Regions from separate parts of the Mus musculus genome. Here region 2 is linked to region 1. The links are chromatin loops, found by intact Hi-C in ENCODE. Cell type or tissue: left cerebral cortex. All regions are shown on one strand. Links, peaks and the distances in the headings refer to the core of each region. The heading gives the core; the rest is flanking DNA.

Evidence for each region. Hi-C counts contacts between places; a loop is a spot of excess contacts. Peaks named below come from ENCODE experiments on the same cell type or tissue, not always from the same donor. Only the 100,000 strongest peaks of a DNase experiment are listed, where the experiment ranks them.
Region 2: a loop joins it to region 1, with 2.9 times the contacts of the local background. A loop is called at or near these places in 8 of 42 quality-filtered maps.

Annotation. Positions count from the first base shown.
Region 1 is chr10:22,593,537-22,603,092 of GRCm38, reverse strand. All of the region lies in intron 1 of Gm40612 (a long non-coding RNA gene), which reads left to right. Among named protein-coding and RNA genes, the nearest start is that of Gm46216, 7.0 kb to the left of the region's middle. In left cerebral cortex, for the core only: no CTCF peak of the experiment used is centred there; a DNase peak (open chromatin) is centred at 3,851.
Region 2 is chr10:22,710,561-22,720,116 of GRCm38, reverse strand. It overlaps Tbpl1 (TATA box binding protein-like 1), which reads left to right. Exons shown (of 7, transcript NM_011603.5): 2 at 8,026-8,203. The coding sequence starts at 8,069. Among named protein-coding and RNA genes, the nearest start is that of Mir7663, 14 kb to the left of the region's middle. In left cerebral cortex, for the core only: CTCF peaks have their summits at 1,517 and 5,359 (motif pointing right); DNase peaks (open chromatin) are centred at 1,395, 5,053 and 5,388.

The DNA of each region.
Region 1 (9,556 bases), core at 584-8,583:
TACAGCCCAGTCATTCCCATATGCAGGAATTTACAATGGTCTAGGAAGAAGGAGGGTTGTGGTTTAAGGAGGAACTTCAATACTCCATTCTTCATGAAAAGGTTAACCTCCTGGTGCAAGCTTTCACAAGGCTCAGAGGAATAGCATAAATTGTGAGTAGGGTGTAAAATCCTCACCTAGTTCCCAAATGGCTGACTTTAGAAAGGGCCACCTTTTATCTCAATTGTAACTACTGCCTGGTTCTTGTCAGTCTTTATGTATGCATTTCTCTGTTTTGTGTCAGATAACTTCAGTGTACCTTGGCTGATGTGTCACCTAACTTCTTTGTTTTCTTCTGTAATATAAGTCTGATGCTCACTTCGAGACATTACATTCAGATACAGCACTCTCTCTGTGTCAGTTTCTGTTTGTCACTTTCAGCTGACTCCTTGCTCACCTGAGCACTGAAGCCCTGGTTCCCCGCTGGTTGAGGGACCCACTGAGTCCAGTCCGTGGCAGTTTACAGTGTAGATGATGGCATAATCAAGCATCTCCAGTTTCAATGTTATATAAAAATTATTTTCCATCATTTCTGATCAATCAATAAAGAGCTAATCAGCCTATGACTGGGCAGGAGAGGACGGTAGAGGTTGGATATGGGATCCCAGTGAAGAGGGCTCTAGGTAGAGAGGTAGAGGGAGAAGGAACATGAGGAAAGAAGATAGAGACATCATGTGGAAGAACCAGGAGGATTTGCCACCAGGTCATCATGAGAAAGCAGCTACAAGGACATACATGGAGCCAAGCAAGCCAGGGCAAGATTCAGATGGCAGGTGATGGGGCATTTATCTGGGTATTATCAGCAGAGAGGATTAGAATAGCTCAGAATCTGCCCAGCATAGTACCAGCAACTTGTTAATAAAAATACCAGGTCACTGTGTCTGTTATTCAGGATCTGTAAGTGCTAAAGAGGATGTAGAAATGCCCTGCAGATATTTGGGAACAAAAGAGGGTCTAGAACTCCTCCACCCAATAATTATAGTATACTATACAATAAATATAGTATACTACTATACTACAACTCTGCCTTTGGTGGGTTCACTGACAAAGCCATGAGAAGCCTAGTTTGGGTGAGTTCATTAGAAAATGAGGTGGGGGAGAACCAGAGTGGGGGATTACAGACAAGTCTATGGAGTTTTCTTCCTAAGAGAAACTGGAAATAGGCAAAGAGTTGAGAGCAGAACCAAGAAAAGGATTCTTCCACAGCTGGTGTGCTGGAGGCATGGACCCAGGAGAGAAAATGGGCAGAAGACACTGCCTTGACCTTCAGTCACTGAGAAGGTATGGAGTGCTGTGTGCAAAAGTAGAGACTGGCCACAGAGAGGAGTGAGGCTGGTTGGCCATCAAAGGGAGGAGAGTGGTAGCTGTGGAGAAAAGGGTTAGCAGCAGGAATGAGGCCTGCTTCCTCTCTGGGAGGGTAATGGGGAAGCTTGGCCTTGACCTGGACCCTTGTACATATGTTAGTGATGTTCATGGTCGTAGAGGTCAGCTGGCAGGTGTCAAGGGGGTCAGGTAACTCAGCTAGAGTTGTAAAACAATGCATGCCATTACTCTAACATAAAGACAAAGCAAATTTGGGCATACTACATATGAATGGACAAATTATCATTGTTACTTAACTAATTCACTATCTAGACTCAATTTTGTTTCTAGACAGTTTTGCTTTGTCTGCAGAAATCCTCTACGTACAACCAACTAGAGGTTCTACAGGTCAGCTCAACACTGACAGCATCTTCCTGCTCTTGGGCGTGGCCCCCACAGCCATAGGGTTCAGTCTCACCATGTTGTCCTTCACCTCAGGTCACCCCAGGAGTTGTTCCCAAGTCCTGCCTCTTCTCGGCGCTCATTGGTCATTGCTCTGAACTGGTTCCCATGACAACTCAGAGAACCCAGAGAAACAACTTACTTGGTAGATTGTTACTCGTTTGTTCTTTAAAGGATGCAGTTTGGGAATGGCCTGATGAGAGCACAGCACACTATACGGAAAGGAGCTTCCATGCCCTCAGAGAGGGAAGCACACTTCTAGTATCAACATGTCTTTGGCAAAACCCTTCTTTTGGGGTTTTATAGTGGCTCCATGCATAGCACAGCTGAATAAACCATTGCCCAGGTTAGTAAGTCAATACCCACTGGTCCTGTTTCATCTCCTTTTAAGTTAAACTCAAAGTTATCCTCCGTGGTGACGTGATTGCCTGACTATGATATTGTCCCATCAGACCTTTACAAAAGTCACCTCATCAGCTTAAACTCAGATGTGGTTGGTAGGAGTTTGTGATGGTGTCTTGGTTAGATTTTTATTGCTGTGGTAAAGTTCATGATGAAAGGCATCCCAGGAAGGAAAGGGTTTATTTGCCTTGCAAACTACAGTTCATTACCAAGGGAAGCTAAGGCAGGAATCACAACAAGAACCTGAAGGCAGGAACTGACATAGATTATTGAGGAAACTTCTACTGGCCTCCTCCCTGTGGCTCATTCATCTTGCATTTTTATAGACCCCAGGATCATCTGCCAAGAGGTGATGCCACCCACAGAGAGAGGGGTCCTCCACACACCAGTTCCTAACCAAGAAAGGATTCCACTAACTTGCCTACATATAGTCAATGCTACGTTAAGGAAGCATCTTCTCAATTGGGGTTCTTGCTTCCCAGATGACCCTAGGTTGTGTCAAGTTGACAAAACTTAATCATCACAGGTAGACAAACAAAGATACAGCTTGTCACTTAGGAGTCTGGGATGAAGACCAAAGTGTGTCTTCTTGTATCACAATACCCTAATAGCCCAGAGGTTTTTGCTCCTTATACCTTTGAAAGATATATTGGGGCTATTTCCCAACTAAGTCAAAATGAATACAAAAGAAAGTACTAGGTCAACATTGCAAATTTTGAGAATTTTCCTGGAATTTGCAGTTATGATGGACTAGAGAATGAGATGGTTCATGATGAAGTGTTTTCTCTTGTAAAAATTAACTCCATGTAGCATTCTCCAGAGGGCTTGGGAAATGGCTCAGGGGGGTGAAGTGCTTACCTTCAAAGTATGAATTCAATCCCCCAGTTTGGGGTGGTTGCTCCTAGCTGCCCACATTGGGGAAAAACAGCCAAGTATGATAAGTATTTGTAATTCCAGTAATAGGAAGGCAGATCTATTGCTGGCCAGCCTAGGCTATGTACTAAGCTTCCAGCCAATGAGAACCTGTCTCAAAAACTGGAAGGCAGGGCATCCAAATGGCTCAGTGAGTCAAGGCGCACGTGGGGTGGGATGGGGGTAGGGGTTGGGGGAGGCACTTGATCTGAGTTCAATCCCCATGTGATCGAAAAACTCTCCCAAGTTGTCCTCTGAGCTCTGAACTCTCCCAAGCTGCACTCTGACCACTGAACGTGCACACACAAAACAAATGAAATACATTTAAAAAAAAAAAAAAAGGTAAGAACAAAATGGATGACACCCAGGGCAACTGGGAAGACATGAACCTGTGTACACACACACACACACACACACACACACACACACACACACACACGAAAAGCATATTTCAGAGAACAATTGTTAATCTGAAAACAATAGGCTGCCATCCCAACAAGGGGTATGAGCTTGTGCCCCTCCTGAAAGAAACCTCACCTCTCCACCTAATTGTCTAAAACCCTTGATTGTCAGGTTGTGTCTGAGTGACAATGACATATGCGATCCATGTATGCTCTATTCTGGCAGTTCAGCCCTTCTCCTACAGCAGGTGAGTGGGCAGCGTGACGGTGAGAGTGGGCAGTGGTGAGAGTGGGGTGTGCACGGTGGGAGTGCGGTGTGCACAGTATCTTCTCTGGATTTGCTGTTGTTTAAATATCTTTGGTTTCGTGAAAAAAAAATTGATTTCTCTAGAGTTAGTCACCCCATTTACTCCTCCTGGTCCTTTTTATTTGTTCTCTAATTTGGGAAGACAGTTCTTGGTTACCTGGCAACAAGCTAGCTGGGCTCCTTGGCTCAGGCACCCTAAAGGAATCTGAATTTTCCCACCAAACCAACAGCGCTACTGGAGCCTGTACACCAACTTAACTTCTCACGGTGGCACATCCCCTTGAGTTATCCAGATGTGGACAGTTGGCACTTCCCAGGAGGTAACTGGTGCCTGAATTCAGATCCTCTAGTAGCCAAAGGCAAATGTCTGGTCAAGAGCATGATCAGCGCTTCCTGTATATGAACAGTGTGTAGCAGGAACTCAGGGTCACCCACTGTGTCACTTCTTCACACATCAAACACATCTTCCACAGGATGGGAGCCACTGGGGTCCCAGACATTTTCTGACCCCAGTTTCCTCTGTGTGTGTATGGGTTGGGGCTCTGGTGTTGGCCTGGTCTCTCTGGCATAGTCCTTTCTTCTTTCTTCATAGAGGGGAAGATTAAGTCAAGAGGCTGACTGTGTTTTCCAAAACAACTTTGAGGTCTGTGTCACCAGCGTAGCTTTTCCTGAGACAGGCTGGCTGCCTGGAGGCTGTGGTGTGCACAGGAGTTAAACACTCTGACTGTGGGCAGAGAACACAGGCCAGTTTTGTTAATTAAAAGCTCAGAGGTTTCAGAGCATAAGCCAAGTACAACAGTACGACAGGTAGGTCAGGTAGGTCATACTGGGTTCCTATAGAAACCAAATCCCTGTGGAGTCTCTTCTCCAGGGCTTAACACATCTCTGGCCACGTGGTAAGCACAGGGCTAGGAAATGTGAATGAGAAGATAGCCACTAGCATTGCAGGTTGACAAAAATGTGTTAAAAACAAAACAAAACAAAAACAAAAAACAAAAAACAAAAAACGCTTGCTTCCCCTGATTCTTCGAAGTGTAGGAAAAGCAAGCCCACCCTTCCTGCAGGCTTTCCCTGAGGACACTCAGGTTGTTGATGTCACTACCGCTCAGTCTTCTTTTTGTAGTGGAGAAAATGTCAGTGAAATTCTGCTGCCGTCTCTTCTCCTTGGCTGTGGTGGGAACAGAGGGAAACTCAAATGTCACGGACCGGGTCTAGCTGGCCCCCCTCAATCCGTGGGAATCAGGGGTTCTGACAGATGGGCATAGATAGAGTCGGCAGGAATTGACAGACAGACAGACACAGACATGAGAGAGTGTGCTGGATCTGAATGTAATGTGTCAAATCGAGCATCAAACTTTTTATACAGAAGAAAATAGGGAAGTTAGGTGACAATGAGGTTACTGGATTCTTACATAAAACAGAGGAATGCAAACATGGAAGGACTGGCAGGAACCAACTGGGATAAAATTCAATGTTAACAACTGGGATCAAAAACAGCTCCACCTAAGGTCCACTTAATCTTAGAAACCAGGGACAAGGGCTTTGTGCCCTTGGCATAGTTCCTACTCTTTTGTATAGTCGACCTTCCCCCTAGGCCATTGTAAATACTTGTGTATGGGTGTAACTCAGCTACCTATAGTTCTAAGTATCTACTCTGGTTCCTCCTTAGGTCACAAACTTTCTTCTTCCTAGATAATGGTAAATTTCTATGTAGGGCAGTGACTTAGCTATCCATGCCCAAGGTTGGATCAAGGACTGCCTAGAATCTAACTTAGCTATATGTCAAAATATCAATCCTTAGGAGCACTTGTAATAAAGCAATATTAAGGGAAAGCACACAGATCCATTTACCAACTAAAGCAAGGACAGTGGAGCATTCTTTATACAGGATTCCACGATTCCAGGAGACTAAGTTTCCATGAACTTTCGCCTCGGGACAGCGCCTAGGTTTTCAGGGCCTGTCGTGCTTGTCACTACTGGAGTGGATGTAGCACTCAAAGATGCTTGATCATATGTTGGACCAACAGGGAGAGGAAGATCGGAACTACCCCACTGACAAGGAACCCGACCTACACAAGTAATCAGTCACATGAGGGGATTTTGGCAGGATAAGGAAACACGTAGATACAGAAGGTGAGGGTGAAAGAAATAAAACTAAATTCAAGACTTCAAAGCCCTAGCCAGAAAATTAAAATTCAAGGTCCATGACTCATGCGGCTTGCTAGTTAGGAGGGCTTTTTGGGCTTAGAGCAAAGAACAAAGGCTGTAAAGTCATCCCAGGAAACAACTAGCCATAAAGATAGGGAAGACATATAAGAATGTCCGGACTGGCCCGGAGCCTCCCTATCTCCCACCCTTCTGACCTAAGTGAAATGTTACCCAGAAGCTTGGCTGTTACCTCGATCTGCATGTACAGTCTGTTGATGTTTAAATGAATCAATCATGTGAAACCGTGCCAATTCCTCCCTGCTGATGTTTAAATGAACTAATCATGTGAAACCGCACCAATTCCTCCCCCAGCCCCAGACCCTTTTCTATAAAAACCCCTAGCTTTCAAGCCTCATGGCTGAATCCACTGTCTCCTGCGTGAGATACTTTTCAACCCGGAGCTCCGTCATTAAACTACCTCGTGTATTTACATCAAGACGGTCTGTTCATGATTCTTGGGTGCACGCCGAATTGGGAATTGAGTGGGGGTTTCCCCACTAGGTTCTTTCATTTGGAGGCCCCACCAAGATCTGCGTGACACCCAGGAACCCCGAAAGACCCCTTGGAGGTACGTTTCTTTGTGTGAGTCTTACATGTTGTCTGTTGTCTAAATGTGGCACCGCTGAATTTGTGTCTTGGTTTTTCAGTTATGAGATTGTGGGTTTGAGTCCCACATCATGTCTTGGTTTTACAGTTCTGGGATTGTGGGTTCAAGTCCCAATTCGTGTCTTGATTTTACAAGGGTTGTCTCATGGCTCAGACAGAAGCATTTACCCATGAGAGGACCAGCAACAAAAGCCTTCATAGAGGTCCCTAGGAAACCCTTAGGAGCATCAAAGAAACTGGTGAGCTTGGAGCCTCTGTACCCTGTCCTTAAGAGTTCCCGAGCAGCCGGGAGGAAAATTCAAGGCAACTCACACTTACCAGGTCCCCCGTGGTTAGTCTTTAGACCGAAGGAGGCCTGACTGGATGAAGATGTCTCCAGGCAAGTTTGAAGATTTTACTTTCCAAGGAAGCAGCCCATATTAGTGATGGAGATAAACTATCTTACCATAAATAGCTCTTCCCATATGGAGACTGGACTTTTTGTTTTTTTGTTTTGTTGGGTGTGGGGGCGGGGATCCAGAGAAAAGTTTCTTGAGGTTTTCCTTAGGGTCCACCCAACTGACAGAGGGGCGCCACCTCGCAAGTAGATTGGAAACTGTAATGAAGGAGGAGAATGCAGATGCAGTTCTACTAGAAATGCTGCCTCCACTCTGAGCTCCATTCTGCTTACTCACATCCAGTGCTGAGTGAGAAAATCGTAGTATAGATGACCAGGAACCAGACCTGTAGGGATGGTGACCGAGTTACAACATTGACTAAGTAGACAATGTTAATGAGTTAGAAATAAGTTGCTTGGAGCCAGACATGGTGGTAATCTCTCACCTATAATCTGAGCACTGGAGAGTAGAGTCAGGAAGAGCAGGGGAGTTCAAAATCAGCCTCAGCTACATAGTGAGTTCAAGGCCAGCCTAAGTCACATGAAGCCTTTTCTTTAAAAAAGGAAGACAGACAGAGAAAGGTTCTTTGCTAATTTGTGCTATGCTCTGAAGTGCTATGAACAGGAGGACCCATACTGTCTGGATCTTAGTCTGCTAGAGAGTAAGGTGAATAAGAAATAAATCACAGCACACATCTTTGGTGGTTTTTAATAAAATCATAATCATTTGGTCTTACCAATGAAGAGTCAGAAGCTGGGGTGAAAGCCTGCTAGCTCAGAGAGGCAGAGAAAGCACCCAGCTGGTCCTCCTTAGCCAACATCCCTCCAGGAATGCTACTCTCTCGTGCTGACTCAAGAAACCTTCTAACTCAAAGTCCCTTCCTCCTACTTCCTGTGCGGCTCTCTATCCATCCATCCTCCTGACTCTCTCTGTTTTTTTCTTAATAATCCTATGGTCACCTCCTGTGAACTGGTTGCTTGCTCTGCCTCTTGACCTATGGTTGACTTTATTTAACCCTGTTTACAATATTCAATCAGAAAGTGCCACGGACTGGCCCCAGTCAGCCCCCCTCAATCTGCAGAAGAAATCTGGGTTCCAGACAGGTGGGCAAGGAGTTGGCGAGAAATGACAAACAAATATGAACACAAGGGAGTGTGGTATCTGAATGTAATTTGTCTCAAAGTGAACACAAGTCTTATAAGTGACTTTTACACAAAACAGAGGAATGCATACAAAATGCTAACAGGAACCAACTGGGATAAAATTCAAAGTTAACAACTGGGATCAAAAGCAGCCCCACCTAAGGTCAGCTTAATCTTAGAAGCCAGGGGCAAGGGCTTCATGCCCTTGCCATAGTTCCAATTCTAGTCTATTGTATAGTCCACATTCCCCCTAGGCCATTGTAAATTCTTGTGTATGGGTGTAACTCAGCTATCTATAGTTCTAAGTATTTACTATAGTTTCTTCTTATACCACAACCTTCCTTCTTCCTTGCTAATGGTAAATTCTTGCATATGGGAGTACCTTGCTCTGAGATTTCTTACTCTTATCCAGTAAAATACTGTAAGAAAGCCTGCAAGACCCTCCACATTATCACAGGGACAAATCTGGGGCATTCTAGCTATGGGAATGCCAAATTTCCAGGAGACTTAAGTTTCCATGAACTTTTTGCCTCCGGACTTCGTCCAGGTTTTGGGGGCCTGCCACGCATGTCACTACTGGAGTGGATGTAGCAAGAAAGGTCTTGGATTAAAGGGGTATACTAAGGCTGAGCTACACCACAGCTAAAAACAGGCATGTCTAGTAAATAACACAATCTCAGGGTTCATGGTGTGATCAAATATCCTGCCTCACATCAGAATAGAGTTGTGCACAAAGAATCAAACTAAAGCATTTTCACATCTCATTGGTTCACTGGTATGTGCATTAAGTTAACACGGACATTTACAATGCTTAGTTTGGACGTTCCTAGTGATTAGAGGATGGTTAAAATTGGCTCAGAAACACATCTTTTTAAAAAACCCTTAACTAAACTGCAGGGTTTTTTTTTTGTTGTTGTTGTTATTGTTTTTTTTTACATATTACCTTCAGATTTGGCAAACATTCATGGCAAATGGAAAGCAACCAAAGCAGTTTTCAAATGCTTTTTGTCTTTTGTTGTTTCGAGTCATTAGGTGAATTGATAATGATTCTAAGGATGAGACAGGCCTGGCCTCTTTTTCCTCAGCGTTTTTAAAAATTATCAGGGAAGAAGATTGCAAGTCACTCCCACCCCCACTCCCACCCCCACCCAGCGTTGTCGTGAAGAAGGCAGCTGGGGCTTCTCTTTATTGCTATTTTGTCATTTTGTTATTCCTTTCTTATAGATAAGGCTGTTTGGGGACCTCAAGTCCGAGGCAATTGATGTCCAATCACCATATTTGTATTTCTGTCCAGAATGATTTCAAAAATATTTTTACAGAGAGAACAGAAAGTCACATTTTAGGCTTCTACTTTTTGGGGAAAAAAAATGCTGCCTTTATTTTGAACAGGATTTATTC
Region 2 (9,556 bases), core at 1,000-8,999, 120 kb before region 1:
TGGCCCAGATTAAAGGTGTGTACCACCACACCTGGGCCTGGAACTTGATTTGCCCCAGATGACCTTGAACTCAGAGATCTCCTTACCTTAGTCTCCTGGGATTCATAGCCACTATGCTTCAAGACTCCATGCCAAGATCCAGGTCAGAAACTTGTATCTCCCAGCCTCAAGATCAGGATCACTGGTGAGCCTTCCAATTCTGGATTGTAGTTCATTCCAGATATCGTCAGGATGACAACCAGGAATAGCCACTACTACATCATGGTCTAAACTTATTTCAGAGTTAAGAACACTTGCTGTTTCCTTCTCCCAAGTCATCATTGCTGAATTGCTGTATCCCAGTTTGAGGCTCAGGCTTAGATTTCCAGTGTTTTGTTACAGAATTGGTTGAACAGAAGTGATGCTGAGCTATGGAACAAGGAGGCACTAGCCATATATTGAAATACAGTGAATTCATTTTCAGCAGAAGGAATAGATAACCTGGCTAACATTTATATATAAGAGCTTTATGAATCGGGAAAAATGATCCTTGATATAAAAGTTATCTTTAAAGAAGTATAACTGGTTAGCAGTATTTAAAGAGCTTACCCTCATTAATATGCAGGAAAATCAACTCATGGGGTATTGGCTAGTTTTGTATCTCAAGTTGTCAAAGATATCACTATCATTGCTTTATTTTGTAAGTATAGGGGTTTTTGCCTGCATATATGTATGTGCATCACACATGTTGCCTGGAGCCCATCGAGGTCAGAAAAGGAGGTCAGATCTCTTGGAACTGGAGTTAAAGACAGTTGTGACCTGCCGTGTGAGTGTCAAAATTGAATATGGTTCCTCTGGAACATCAGCCAGTTCTCTAGCCCATGTCAATGGATTTTTACAAAACCCTTTGGTAACTTTATAAGATAGCACTTATATATGATCACCATCTTATTTATTAATATGCTTAGATAAATATGTGAATTTAACAGCCTAAGAAAACATAACAGAGATTGAGTATTTCATATGTAACCAGAACTGACATGCTTTCTTAAAAATCATTTATTGCAGTGTGTGGTGGCACATACTTTTAATCCTGGCACTTGGGAGGCAAAGGCAGGTGGATACCTATATGAGTTTGAGGCCAGCCTGGTCTGCAGAATGAGTTCCAGGAGAGCCAGGACTATATAAGTGAGACTGTCTCAAAAGGGAGTGAAAATACATGTATACATATACAGAGAGTTGGGGGCTAGCAGTGTTTTGCTTCCTTTTCTGTTAATGTGACAAAAATACTCTAATGGCAGCTTCAGGGCAAGAAGGTTGATTCAGGCTCACAGCTGAGGATTACAGTCATGTGTCACAGTAGAGAAGACACAGCTCCAGGAGCTTGTGGCAGGTGGTCACATGGCAGCCACCGTGCAAGTGAGAGAGTGCCTGTGCTCTGCTCCCTTCAGCCTGGGAGTGTTGCTGCCCACAGTCGGTGGCTGGTGGCTCTTCCGCCTTGGTTAACCTGATCTAGCATGCCTGGAGGCTCGGCCTGTAGGGGTGCTGGATCCTATCCAGCTGACAACTGGTCAGCCATCAGAGTTTACTTAAAGTAGTAAGGGGCATATCTAAAATACATTTTGTCTATACAAAATAAGGGGCTTGTATGTCTTTAAGTTTAAGCCCCCAAATTTAAATTTGTATTTAGTAAAATGTGGGTGGCTCCTGGCCTACTCTGGTTCAATTTATGAAGGTGTAAAAGTGTATTCTGTAGAAAACATACTCAAGGTTAGAATTTCTTTCCCTGACTAGCAATGGTTATAATAAAATCCACTCTCCAGGTGCTAGGCAGTGGCAGCACAGTTCCCAGGCAGCTCCACAGCCTAGAGAAGAGTGTCCTAGCGGTGGTCTCATTCAGAAAATGAACAGTACTTACATCTCTCCACTGCCTTTAGGCACCATTGCCGAAAGATATCATTGAAGAGTTAAATACACTCATTTTTATGTGTGGCTTTGTGTGCTCAGTAAATAGTTACCAAAATCCAGAGAACTATTTTTAATAAGAAGTTTTTTATTGGGCTGGTGAGATGGCTCAGCAGGTAAGAGCACTGACTGCTCTTCCCTAGGTCCTGAGTTCAAATTCCAGCAACCACATGGTGGCTCACAACCATCTATAATGAGATCTGATATCTCTTCTGGTGCGGCTGAAGACAGCTACAGTGTACTTATGTATAATAAATAAAAATTTTTTAAAAAGGTTTTTATTACATTTCATTTATATTTGTTTCTCTGTGCATGTTCACATGGCTGTATCAAGTGTGTGGAGGTCAGACCGGAAAACAAGTTGTTGGGAGTTCTTTCCCTCCATCATGTGAGTCCCATGGAACTCAGGTTGTCAGACTTGGTGGCAACAAACGCTGTCTCTCTAGCCTTCTCTGTAGAATAGGTTTAAAAAAAAATATGATAGTCATTTTAATGCAAGTTATTTACCCGGATGCCATCTGTCTTCCAGTGTTCAGGCTGTGTGTTGTTGTTGTTGTTGTTGTTGTTGTTGTTAGGAGCGCCTTACTTTGTGTAGCCTAGGTTGGCCTTGAACCTGCAATGACTACTTTCTTTTCCCAGACTTCCCATTGCTGTGTTTACAGGTAGAAGGGATTTTATTTAGAATAAGTAGTATAGTTAATAGGTAGAGGTGTGTATAGTGAACATTAATTTTTTAAATATTTTTATTAGGTATTATCTTCATTTACATTTCAAATGCTCTCCCAAAAGTTCCCCCTATCCTCCCCCCGCCCTGCTCCCCTACCCACCCACTCCCACTTCTTGGCCCTGGAGTTCCCCTGTACTTAGGCATATAAAGTTTGCAAGACCAAGGGGCCTCTCTTCCCAATGATGGCCAACTAGGCCATCTTCTGCTACATATGCAGCTAGAAACAAGACCTTGGGGGGTACTGGTTACTTCATATTGTTGTGAACATTAATTTTTAATGAAGTATGTTTGCTTCAGCATTTATTCAGTGCTTTATGTAATATGGTAACATACCCTTTTCTTTGGGTTTTTTTGTGTGTGTGTGTGAGTCTAGGTATGCTAGAAATTCTTATTCTTACATACTTGGAAAAAAGAAAAATCTAAGCCTGGGATATACGCTATTCAGGCAAGTAGAGGAATGTCTCTGTAATAGGATGGTACCTGCCAGCCAGTTATGGTTTTCATTTCACTAAGGCCGATGTACTGTGGCCCTGTAGTAATGCCCTTCCTTTGTCCTTCTGCTGCCCTTGAACAGGAAGGAGTGCAGGAAGTTTAGCCTTGAGAGGGAATATCTAGGCTGACAAGAACGCTAGAGTTAACATAGAAACTTAGTGTATAATTCCTGAGTCTGTATATATTACACGCTTCCATCTTTTCCCATGAGATTGTACAGATTTGTGTGGCAAGATTCAGACATTGAGAGACACTGGACACCAACAGATCTGCTGCTAGGTTCTAATAGGGAAAGATTACTGTATTTTAAAGTTCAAGTTGATCATAGCTACATGACAATACCTGAATACCTCTGCAAATCTCTAAAACTTAGCGTAGGTGTCTAGATAACCACTCCTGCTGTCTCCCTTAAAATTCACAGTAATTCCCTAATGTCAAATCAAGTAGATCTGCATAGATCATTGATGGTACCCTTAAATGTCTTTTATACTGGGTTGTTCAACAAGAGTCCAGGCAAAGACCTTGTACGTGGATACTTTCTGTTAATTTTAATTTTTAAAATGGAATTTGTGTGTTTTTGTGTTAAATGTTTTATTTATCTTAGTGGATTAGCCAAGGAAGGAATCACACTTTTTCAGAGGCACATCGGAAACAGTTTAGGCCTGCACATCTTGCTCAGCACCATTCACCTGTTCTGCAGTCACTATGGTAACTATGGTAACGTGAGCATAGCTGAGTTCCAGTAAAAGTTTTGCTACCCAGGTTCTGGCCCATTGAATGCTGTGTGCTGGCCCTGTCAAACCTGTTAGGATCTAGTTCTTTCCACCTGTTGCTGTAACAGCACTTGCTTGAGTTTGCTACCAACTCATTCAACAGTGTTCAGTTACCATATCTAACTGAAAAGCCATCCACAATCTTGGTACCTGCTACATGCTCTGTTCTTTTTTTTTATTATTATTAATTTCTTCAGTTTATTACCTTTAAATGTAAGGATATGTACATAGTTACTTTAAGTATAAAATGTATCTGTATTTCTGAAGTATCAACAGTACTATTTATTTCAAGCTTTTGGAGAAAATAACAAGTATATAAATTTTGTTATTTCATTGATATTGTTTAGAGTAGGTCAAATGACATTAAGTGGAAATTAAAATGCATTCTATATAAAGAGAATTACTACATAATACTGTATTTTTATAAGCTTAATATATCAAAATTTAATGTTTAAACAACAAATTGCTTTTCTTTTCATATTATCACCCATGCTGCCCGTACCTTTTCATAAATCCTATCTACCTTATTAACATTTTCATCATTGCCAGGTGATGGTTTGAAAATCCAGCTCATTTCTGCCGCCTTCTCGGCTGCTTTCACCTCTGGACTGCTTTCTGCTACAGGTTTCCTTGTTCTCTTTGGTGTTCCAGACTTCCTTTTGCCTGTATTGTGTACTCTGGGGTCTTTCCTGTGACTGTTCGTAGCTTCTCTCTCCTTGCATTCACTAGACAGCCAGCACCTTAGACCAAGTCTTTTCTTGACTGACTCATCTGCCCATGCTCTGTTCTTGATGACCTTCCCTTGGCCATGCATATGACCACCAGTTTACAGAAGAGGAGCTGAAGACTTGGAGAAAGCTAGGTGACTGATCACTCCACAAAGTTAAGGCCAGCTCCACAGCCCGAGCCCTCTTCTGTCGTTTATGCTACTTCTCAGAGATGAGAAAGAACCTTCTCCTAAAAGGCAAAGTAGGATTCTTCTTCTCAGAGGAGTGGCGACTGTTGGGTAGCGGGGTGGGATCAGAGTGTGGGATGGCTGCTTTGTGGAGAATACAGTGTTAGTGTGGAACTGTGTTGATTTGTCTGACATTTAGAAAAGAGAGCTCTCTTGGGACTGTGTGAGTGGGCTTGTATGTGTTGTAAATTGGTCTGTTACCATTTTTGCCCTAAGTTGGCCAGTTCTCAAATTATGGATGCTAACTTTGTGGTCAAGCCTCTGAAGCCCCTCCCAACACCCGCGCTGTAACACAATGTCTTCGAGTAGCAAGACTCTTGTGCTGTGTGGAAGCAGGTCTATTTAGTTTGACTTTTTTGGCTTTCCATTGGAAGGTAAGGTTATTTGTGCTTTGTTTTTATGACAGCAGTTATTGTGGTCTCTTGTGGAAAATGTGGTGTGGTTGCTTCTGATGAAGTTTGTCATCAGAGCCAGGAGGGGGCAGTGTTCTGCAGGAGATCCAAGGTTGCAGTTGCTGAAGCAGTGGCTTTGCAGTGAATACCAAGCACTAGGCTAGAAAGTCTGTGACCTAAAGATAGATGCTGTGTTGTCTACAGTCAATGCAAGGGGAAGGCGCGCTCTGCTTCCGTGTGTATGTTACAGAGTGCTAGGAACGTAGCATTTCAGGAAAACAAGACAGCTGTAATTCTAAACAGTTTATTTGGAGATATTTGACCAATCAAAGTCATACTTGGCATTTCCTTGAAAATGAGATAAAACAGTTAAGCCATTCTAAATGTAAGGCCTAGACAGAGAGTGTGCAAGCTGTTGATACCTACATTGAAGTTACTTTACTTTTTAACAGTAAGCCGAGTATGGATTTGTTGATTTAAGAATTCAGATTCAGAGCTGGCGTATAGCTCAGTTGCTAAATTACAAGCTGATGCTCATCCTCAGGTACAGCCTAAGCTACATGAAAGCCTAGTTCAAAATCAAAAATGAAATCCATATTCTACCAGAAATGCTAATGCTCTGAATAGAGACATTAACATTTTGATACGTATATATGATATGTATCTGTGTGTGTATATACACATATATTCATAAATACACACACACACACACACACACAGCCAAAATAAATTCTCTCCAGGCCTCCATACTAGTTAAGTGTGTGCTGCACAGAGGCCGGGGAGGCTAGAGTCCCTGAAGCTGGAGTTAAGGATGTTGGTAAGCCTCCGATGTGGGAACTGAGAAGAGCAGCCAGTACTCTTAACCACTGACCAATCTGAGTCACTAGACACACTAGCAACATGAAGCTCTGTCTAAGCTTTTGTGTTGTGTACGATTCATAAAGTATATCTTGGTGCTGACGAGGTGGCTCAGGGATTAAGTATGTGTTACTTACTGCTCTTGCAGAGACCTGAGCTCAGATATAAGCACCCACCTGGTAGCTTACAACCACCTATAATTCTAGGTCCAAGGGAGCTGATGCCTCTTGACCTTTGAAAGCATGCTCACACATGCGCACACACACACAATAAAAGTATATTTCATAGTATGTGTTATGCTGTTTTAAACTAGTTACTTTTAGTTATTAGCAATTTCTCTGTATTTATTCTTTGCTTAGCTCAGTATTACCAACTGGCAGAAATTCCATTTTTTATATATGTGTGTGTGTGTGTGTGTGTGTGTGTGTGTGTATTATATATGTGTGTGTGTGTGTGTATATATATATATATATATATATACACATATATATATATATATAAAACATGTTACATATATATTATATATTAGGTTCTGATAACCCACTATCACAGTATCTTTTGTAGAATATTTCTATATTAAATTATAAGAGAATACTGTTATGTTTATATTAGAGCTAGGACAGTTATTTGCCATGATAAATGTTATCACATTCTTTTAAGTTAGCATTTCCTCAGCTGCTAACTAGTAAGGTTAAAAAAAGAAAAGAAAAGAATGTTTATAAAATTATAAACTTTGAATAACTCATCCAAGAAACACTAACAGAGTTTTAAATGTTACTAGAATTGACAGGCAGTGAAAACATACCCCAAGGTAGAAAAACGCTGAAGCAGCACATTATGATGGCCTTCAGCGTTTATTTTAAAAAAGAGAAAGGAATTCAAGCTTAAGTAGTTTTCACTTTAGAAGATGTATTGAACAGATCTCAGAGATGAAACAGCATAGGCCAAAAAAATTGCAAAGACAGGGTCAGCTTACTCAGCACAGGAAGGAAGGACTCACCTCTGCACAGTGTGAGCTGCAGAGCAAGGTGGGTAGGCACCGCTCAGGAACAACCGAGGAAAACCAAACAGTAGAGCGATGGAAACAGTGTCTGTTGTCTTAAAACACCAACAATACTGAATTCGTTTTCCAAAAATCTCAAGCAAATAACAAGTTCAAATATTTTGAAAATAAGCTCTTTTATATTGTTTTCCAGAGAATTTTAAAACAATAAGAACTACCCTAAGTTTTCTAAAACTGATATAATCTTGGTATTCAGGTCAAATAGGATGGTACAAAAAAGGGATTCTATAATTATAACCATTAAAATTCTCCTTAGAAATATGGCTACATTAACCCTAAGTGAAGGATTAAAGGAGCTCAAATGTACACATGGAACAGAAAATGAAAGATATGCAGATTAAAGGCCAAAGATACAAGAAAACATACAGTCAGGTTATGGTTTGGTTAATATATAGAACTGAATACTATATGGTTGTATACAGGTTTTAGAAATTTTTATTTCTTAATATTCTAAAATAGGGCCACACCTTATTAGCCCAAGGCTAGCCCTAAACCTGGGGCAGTCCTTCTGCCTCAGCCTCCTAAGTGCAGGGATTCACAGCACAGAATTGAATCCTTTTGTTAAATGCTAGGGTTTTGTATTGTGCCTACAAGGACTCAGAGCCACAAAGTCCAGTCCTTGAGTGTGATATGCGTGGCTTCTCACTGTAACTAGAGCACACATGAAACATGGGGGTGATTCTTGCATGTAAAAGTTACTGGTTTTTAAGGATTGAAAGTTATTTAAAGATAATTTTTTTGCACCTACTGTGACATTTAAGATTATTTGTGGAAAATGGCAGAACATAAAATTTCAGTGACTATTTTGTTTTCTCTCCCAGGATGTGATCTTCGTGGTGGGAACCAAGTTTCTAAACTACCCCAATGGATGCAGACAGTGATGTTGCATTGGACATTTTAATTACAAATGTAGTCTGTGTTTTTAGAACAAGATGCCATTTGAACTTAAGGAAGATTGCTTTGGAGGGAGCAAATGTAATTTATAAGCGTGATGTTGGGGTAAGTGTCTGAGTTTCAGTGTGTGCACTCTCTAGCCTGATCTGACCATGCTTTGAGTGGTACTGTTGTATTGTGCAGATGAATTGTGAGCACCTTGTTATGCTAGGTGTAACTGGGCAGCATGGAGCCCTGTAGAAATGGCCCTTCTCCTGGAGATTACAGGTACAGATAAGAGATAGGACTGACTTTGCATCTTGGTGGCTGTATACCCTAGTTCAAACCCTACTTTAATTCTGTTGTATGTAAATTTCCTGTTCCTTTTTAGTTAGCTAAGTTATATTTTTAAAAATAAGTTGCTAAATAAAATAAGTTGTGATTCGTGCCGGGTGTGGTGGCGCACGCCTTTAATCCCAGCACTCGGGAGGCAGAGGCAGGCAGATTTCTGAGTTCGAGGCCAGCCTGGTCTACAAAGTGAGTTCCAGGACAGCCAGGACTATACAGAGAAACCCTGTCTCGAAAAAAAACAAACAAAAAAAAAAAGAATGTGATTCGTGTTTTAACCTACGTGTAAGATTTTGTTTTATTAAACCTCTTTAATCTATTTAAAAGCATTAGTGTTATTAATAAGTAACAAAATGTTAGTGATTTGATGTCAGCTATATTGACAGTGGATATGCATTTGGCTTTGATAAAGTACATGTTGAAAAATGCAGCCAGGAAACAGTAGAAACATGGGAAATGCAAAATAAAAGTCACCCTAGTCCACATGGCTCGTAGAGAAAAGGGAACAACAGCGACTAGTGTCTTAGTTTCTTTTCTGTCACTTATAGAAGAAAGAGTTTATTGTGGGCTTATAGTTTCAGGCAGTTCTGGTGGGAAGCATGGCAGCAGGCAGGCATGGCAGGCAGGCAGTAGTAGCAAGAGCTCACATCTTGATCCACAAGCGTGTGGCAGAGTTAGGGTCATAGGGGGACTGACACTGGGAATGGCCTGGGCTGCTGAAACCTCAAACCCCAGTGACACAGCTCCTCCAGGGCCACAGCTCCTATTCCTTCCCAAACAGTGCCACCAGCTGAGGACAAGTATTTGAACCTATGAGCCTATGGAGAGCATTCTCATTCAAAGCACTGCGGCTGCAGGGATGTGGCCCCTTATATACACGCTGCTGATGGGATTGTAAACTCAGCCTCTGAGACAGGTGGGACAGAGTCAAGCTAGGTGTCCTCAGATGAGAGGACAAAGAAAATTGACACATGCACGCTGAGCATGTCATTGTTACATGCAGTGAAGGGGAGTAAGCCAGACTCAGCACAGCAAGCATCGCATCCTTCCTCTAACAGACATTACATACATACTTAGCCCAGCAGGGGGAAGACTGAGGAGAGAAAGCACACTGACGTGGGAGTAGGGAGG